2 separate regions of the Mus musculus genome follow, and region 2 is linked to region 1. A link is a contact called in ENCODE Hi-C or POLR2A ChIA-PET data. All regions are on one chromosome and are shown on one strand. The core of a region is the stretch at or near the end of the contact, and the rest is flanking DNA. Distances in the headings are between cores, read along the strand shown.

What was found. A loop is a pair of places that touch in the nucleus more often than their neighbours do. ChIA-PET counts read pairs that join two places held with the same protein, here RNA polymerase II (POLR2A).
Region 2: POLR2A ChIA-PET joins it to region 1 with 12 read pairs in Patski. The contact joins the promoter of Nkapd1 here to the promoter of Pts in region 1. A Hi-C loop is called at or near these places in 1 of 37 maps with a recorded cell type or tissue (T-helper 2 cell). POLR2A ChIA-PET finds 5 or more read pairs at or near these places in 3 of 5 experiments (Patski and embryonic stem cell).

What each region holds. Positions count from the first base shown.
Region 1 is chr9:50,527,019-50,530,308 of GRCm38, reverse strand. It overlaps Pts (6-pyruvoyl-tetrahydropterin synthase), which reads left to right and starts at 1,653. Exons shown (of 6, transcript NM_011220.3): 1 at 1,653-1,752. The coding sequence starts at 1,673.
Region 2 is chr9:50,615,782-50,619,071 of GRCm38, reverse strand. Nkapd1 (NKAP domain containing 1) reads left to right here and starts at 1,608. Exons shown (of 6, transcript NM_212449.2): 1 at 1,608-1,844. Pih1d2 (PIH1 domain containing 2) reads right to left here and starts at 1,751. Exons shown (of 6, transcript NM_028300.2): 1 at 1,474-1,751; 2 at 423-626. The coding sequence starts at 599.

The DNA of each region.
Region 1 (3,290 bases), core at 404-2,903:
CCTCTTCTTCTTCCTCCTCCTCTTCCTCCTCTTCTTCTTCCTTCTCCTCCTTTCCTTCCTGTGTGCATAGCACCAGAGAGTAGGCCACACTTATCTGGGCAAGCAAGACTCCATTATGCCTGAAAATGTTATTTTAACAGTTGGGAATTCCTTTCTCTTGGAGAAAAACTAGATGGGAGGGGAAAGGCAGGGTCTCTTTTCCGTTATATGTAGAAAGACATTTACAATTCTTCCACTACTTGGTCTTCAGTCAATATTTCCAATACACTCTCCTCCGTTTTGCATGCACCCCAAGGTAGCCAAGAATTTGTCACTGTGCATTAAGCAAGCTACGTTTCCACATTTCCTTTGCTTAAACTCTTTCCTCTTGGGATTTTCTATTTACCCATCTGTTGGACTCCTTAAAACCCATCTCAGACTAATTTGCTCTTGGAAGCTTTCTTTTACTCTCTGACACAGAAATGGTAATTTTTCACTTGACATATTATTTGTTGGACTGCCCCCATTAAACTGAATTTTCAGATAACAGGGACCATTTTGTTGTTCTGAAGTACATGTGTCTAATACTTAAAGCATCTGGGATTAAGGTCTTAACTGTGGTGGTAATGCAGGCCCTTAATCCGAGCATTTGTGAGGCAGAGGGGCAGAGGCAGGTGAGTTCCAAGCCAGTCTGGTCTACAGACCAAGTTCCAGGACAGCCAAAGATACTTGGGTAAACATTTTTTTTAATTTAGTTTTTAAAATTTAATTAATGGATGGGTGATGTGGGGGCTGCCTTGCCAAAGGTGTCCATTTGAATTATGTATAGGATTTTATCCTTTTGAGACGGACCTTGAGCTTGTCACCCTCCTGCTTCAGCCTCAGTGCTGGGATCACTGATATATGCCATCTCTGACTGACAACATTTAATAGAAGCTAACCTTCTGAGACAAATATCTAAACACAGAACCAGCAAATGTTGCACAAGAGCGGTTGGGATTACACTGGAATACCTTTCCATTTCAAAAACTCTGAAAGCCAGGAATCTAAAACCAGGAACAGCGTATTCCTTCTGAGGGCTCTGAACGGTGAATCTGTTTTCTGGCTGTCTCTGGTTTGAGGAAGTCTCTTTGTATGACATTCTCTCACTTGGATATTGAGATGTCAAAATTTTCCTTTATTTTCCACTTAAGCTAGTGTTTTACTATGTTGCCTAGAACAGATCGGGACTCCTAAAATCAATGCCCCAGCTTCAGCCTGCAGGGTAACTCTAATGACAGTGCATTGCCATCCTTAGCTGGGGTTTCTTTTTGGTTAAGGACACTTTCAATGTGGTACCGGGCTGGAGAACATCTGATAAGGGCACCCAGACATTGGATTTGTCAAACCCAGGACTGTCAAAAATGAAGCGAAAGAAGAAGACACAAACTAACCTGGCAATTTAAAAATCCAGGCCTCTGGCTTCTCACCCACCCACTGGCCCCAGGTATTTCTGACTGCCTAGCGAAGACTGAACAGCAGGGGGCGCTAGTGTTTGCCTCCAAGTCGGCCGAAGGGTGCCGCGAGTCGAAACCACTCCCAGGAGTGCTTTCGGCAGGGAGGGCCGAGTTTGCACTGCGCAGCCGCGGGGGCGGGACTGGCCTCGGTCCCGGAAGCCGGAACCGCTAGCTTGTGAGTCTTCGGTCCGAAGACCATGAGCGCGGCGGGTGACCTTCGTCGCCGCGCGCGACTGTCGCGCCTCGTGTCCTTCAGCGCGAGCCACCGGCTGCACAGGTGGGGTGTGCCCACGTGTGTCACCGCACGCGCGGGTCTTGTCCCGCTATGTCCCTGGGGGGCGTGGCCACGCGCGTGGGTTAGAGCCGAGCTGGGGCGGGCCGAAGAGGAAATGGTGAAGGTGCGGAGCTGCACTACCGGCACTCACCCGGGAGAGGGCGGTATAGCTCCGATCCCGGAGGATCCACTCTGGAGAGTTTCCCTCCAGAGGTTGCCCACATCCAGAGGTACAATGACAGGAGCATGGGCTACCGGGTGCAACCCAAGGTAGTTTTCATCCCCCTTTTACCAAAAAAGTAAAACCAGCCTTGATACTTTCCAAAGGAGCAACACAGTCGGGAATTGAATCCCAGAGAAACAAGACCGCACCTGAGAGTTGGTTTCAAAGGGAGCTTCGTTACTCACTTGAAGGTTTGCTCTTTGGATCTGCATGTCATCATCAGAGAACGGCCTTTTCTAACAACAGGGTTGTCATAGGGAACAGCTGACACTTGTCATCCCTCTACCCCCACCCCTCCGTGTGGTCAAGTTGGGTACAGTGAGAATTTTCTTCAAAAGTCTTGTGAGCTGTACTGCTCTAAGTGCGCAGTAGGAGAGAGTGAAGGGGATAAGAAAGAGTTTAAAGAATTTAAATAAAAAGTTGTGTTTGTGTGTGCTTGTGTGCTGTGTGCACAGCTTGCACGAAAGAGTCTGTGGAAGCCAAAAGAGGATTCCTTGAAACTGGAGTTACAGGCTTCTGAGCTGTCACGTGGGTGGGCTGGGACCTGAACCCTGGTCTTCTGCAGTAGCAGTAAGCACTCTTAACTGCTAAGCCATCCTTCCGGCCTCTCAAAAGGGATTTTTATAATAGGAAGCTTACACACAAGGTTAGTAAGGATGCACAGATAAGTTGACTGATACAGATTCATTAAGCTAATTGTTTTCTGTCTGGAATGACAGCCATGTGTAGTAAGTTTAAAGTTTCACCTGACTTGAGTGTCCTGGAACACATTGGTAAGGTTTCCACTAGGCAACTGCTGAGGCAGAGGAGGGCAAGATTGTGAAAAGAAGAGCCTGAGGTCATTATTTGTCAGGAGGAATGACGTTTTTAAGCCGCTGGAGGATATGTATGTCTTCGTGCTTATCACTGCTCCTTGCTTCATCTCTTATCCCATAGCTAATACTCAGGGCTTGTTGAATTGGAAGGTGGAGCCGGGATGTAGCACAGTAGGTAGAGTGCTTGACTACACAGTGCCTGCTTACATAGATCTCAGGACTTGGGAGGTGGAGGCAAGAGGGTCAGAAGTTGGAAGTCGTGCTAAGTTACCTAGTGAGTTTGAGGCCAGCCAGGGATAGAGGAGACCTCGACAGAGAGAGGGCAGGAGAGACAGTGCTGACTATGGGCAGAGTTGTTGACATCTTACTGTGGACTAAGTGGGTTGAGATGAAGGTCTTGGATGATTTATGTGGTAATCTAGTTTAATTAGAGAGTGGAGTGTTGGTTCTTGATAGAAACGGGGATCATGATATGCAAGCGATCTAACCAGTTGATCATCTAC
Region 2 (3,290 bases), core at 359-2,858, 89 kb before region 1:
CCTCTGGGCCAGTTTGATGGCTCAGTGGATCAGAGCACCTGGCTCCAGGCTGATGGCCTGAATTCTTTCCTCACCTCATCGAAGGCGAGAGCCTGCTCCCCAGTCATCCTCTGTCCTTGCACATGCACTCTCTTGAACCCACACACATATAAAATACATTTAAAAAACCTTAATTAATTATAGCACTATTTTCCACCTATCAGGACAATAAAGTTGCATTAGGGGATTTCTAAAATACCAAGTATGAATTTCTTATTTTTACTCCTTCAGTGAAATCTTCCATGTGGTTTCATTTTCTGTTCAGAGAGTTTTAGTAAACTTCTCTTGTGTTAAAGTAGCGCTAGAAAAGGCTACTGTATCCCCTGGCTAACCCAGAGTAGTTTTACTGAAGACCTCTCCTTCCTTGCATCAGTTCTACATACTAGGATCTTGGTCTGTATGCAGAGTTGAGGTTCTGGGTTGACACAGAGCTGTTTGCCATCTTTCAACTCCTGCTGAATGAAGTTCCGGTAGCGCTCGGGGTCATTTTCAGCCAAATCATCGAGCATATTCCAGAACTGGGAAATGTGGGTAAGAAGACCCTTTGAGGACACCGTCATGATGGTGATGAGACAGGCCTTTGGAACCTGCAGAGAGACAGGACTTGAGAAAAGGCATGTAAGGTATTTACTGCCCTGTTTCTTCTTTCAGGGAAGGAGGAAGGCTTTTGCAAGTGTGCTGCGGGTCTTAACTAAAAGATTGCACACCCATACTGCTTTATCTTGGCTTTCCTACAGTCTGTGAGTAGAACCACTTCCTAAATTCCTACGTTGTACCTGTACTTCCGTCTGGTCTTCATAAATACAGAGGGAACAGAAAGGACTTTTGTTCCAATAGTTGGATATTGGCTGACTTGGTGCCTTCCAGACCTGGAATTGTGAGGTAGGGGTGTGTGTGTGTGCGTGAAAGAAAGACGGGTAGAGAGACTGGGGTCGGGGGAGACAGATACATAGACAGACAGTATAGTAGTTAAAAGTAGGCGCACTGGAGCCAGTATGCTTACGTTCTTGCAAACTTCAGACATCTATGTTGCCTTGAGCAAGCAGTGTATATACTCAAAATAAAGATGAGGGGGCTGGAGAGATGGCTCAGCGGTTAGGAGCACTGACTGCTCTTTTAGAGGTCCTGAGTTCAAATCCCAGCAACCACATGGTAGCTCACAATTCTATAATGAGATCTGGCGCCTCTTCTGACATAGAGCTATATATGCAGAACACTGTATATAATAAATAAATGAATCTTTAAAAAAAAGATAAGGATTAAGAACACTAATATTTAAAGCTGGAACATTATGTGAGAGCAATAGTCAAAGATTCCGCCCTCCTTCAATCACCCTCCTTCTGCAAAAGAGAAAGTTCCCAATATTTTTAAAAAGAGGTTTAGAGTCTTCAAATTATATATTAAAGTTAGATTAAATCAACAACGAATACACACTTAATCCAAACGTGGGGGAAACGCGCACGTCTTCTCTCAGTTTGCCGACAAACTGCGACTCCGGTTACCATGGTAACCAGTCCCGGTACACCATCTAACTGGGTCCGGAGAGCGCAAAGTAGAGCTGTGTCTCTATATCCAGTTCCGGTTCTCTTCTCCGGGTCCGGACTGGCTCCTCCGCAGGCCGTCCCGCTTGTCTCTCGGGAGAGCGCCGCCTTCCTTCCTGCACCCGTCAGCTTCCACGGCGACCGGCGAGCCCGCTCTGTGGGAGTCTCCGGTGGGAGGGAAGCGTTTCTCCGGAGCACGACTTCCGGCCCGGAAGGAAGCCGCCACCTTTTCTCCCACCCCGCCACGCGAGGCTGCGGCGCACGGTATGGGTGTGTGTGTGTGTGTGTGTTTGTGTCGGGAGGGCGTTGCGAGGGAAGGCCGCCGAGAGCGCCGGGGCTGCGGCGGGGCAGGGAGCCCGCTGACAGACATGGGGGCGCTTTCCCCCACGTCCCCTTGGAAACCTCAAGCTCCCCCCGAGGCACTCTAGATACTTCCTGGGGCCCAACGGAAGGCCGTGCCCAAGCCCTGTGTCCCCATTCTGTCCCGGGAGTGAAAGCGAGCCGCCGGGCGCCGGCCCAGCCCAGCGAGAGCGGGGAATGCCCCGGTCCGCCCGCCCGCAGGCCGCTTTCCGCGCCTGCGCCTCCTCTGGCCTGGGTCCCCGAGAGCGAGCCGCCGGGCGGGCTCGGCTGGGGGAAGGCAGCCGTAGCCTGGGCCTCGGGTGAGGAGGGCACAGTAACCGGTGGGAAGGCTGCGTTTTCACGAAGGACTCGGGTGAAGCTGCAGAGCTGCCTTTCAGCCCTGACTCCTTGGCTTCCTGGGTCGGAGGAGATCTTGTAATGGAGTGGTTCTTCGTCTCACACTAACAGGATGCCTGATTTCCTCAGGATCGAGGGGTGAGTGAGCATCGGGACAGTGGCACCAAGCCCCTGCTAGCTACACATGTGAATATCGTTGTCTTCTGGGTTTTGGAAAGTTCCGTACAGTGTAGGAAACAAAATGTCCTGAGTAGAGATATTTAGGTCATCTAAAAACTTTTTTACAATTCAGTTTATTTTTTTACTGTTGACATACGTGGTGTTTGATGCCTTCAAATCTTCGTGTTTATATCTTTGCAAGCGAATTTTGGGGAGTTTTGAGATTTGATTTCTAGCCGGGACACTAACACACCCGTTGCCTGAGTCCATGCAGCCTGGGGGCAGGTTACGGCTTTAAGGAATTTGATTTTGAGGAGTTGGGGTAGAGTCCAAACTCGGGGATCCCCATAGGTTAAAAGGCCAACCGAAAATGTCTGGGGAATCATATTGTATCTGTATCGATCACGTACAGACCTTTCCCACTTTGGTCATTATTTTAATCTCCATCGTAACATTTACATAACATTTGCATAGTTTTAAGTATTATAATTAATCTAAATACCCTCACTCATCCTAACTGGAAGAGCATGTCTGTTGGCAGGTGGTGGCAGTAAGAAGATGAGTTAAGGGCTGGCCGAGGCCACTTAAGAACCTGACTAAAAAAACAGTCCTATTTTAAAATACACAGGAGCATAGTTTCTATACAAATATTATACTAGTCTAAAAGAGGAATGAGCGCCCTAGGATTGCTTTGTGTGTGCATGGATGTCACCGAGGGACTTTATCCAGGGTAGCTCTTAGGCTAGGCAAATGCTTTACCAGGCCATACTTGGATTTAGTACCTTTAGGGTCCTGGAACTGATCCGTCATGGATCTTGACTACTTGACAGAGAATCGTGAAGACTGAATAACATG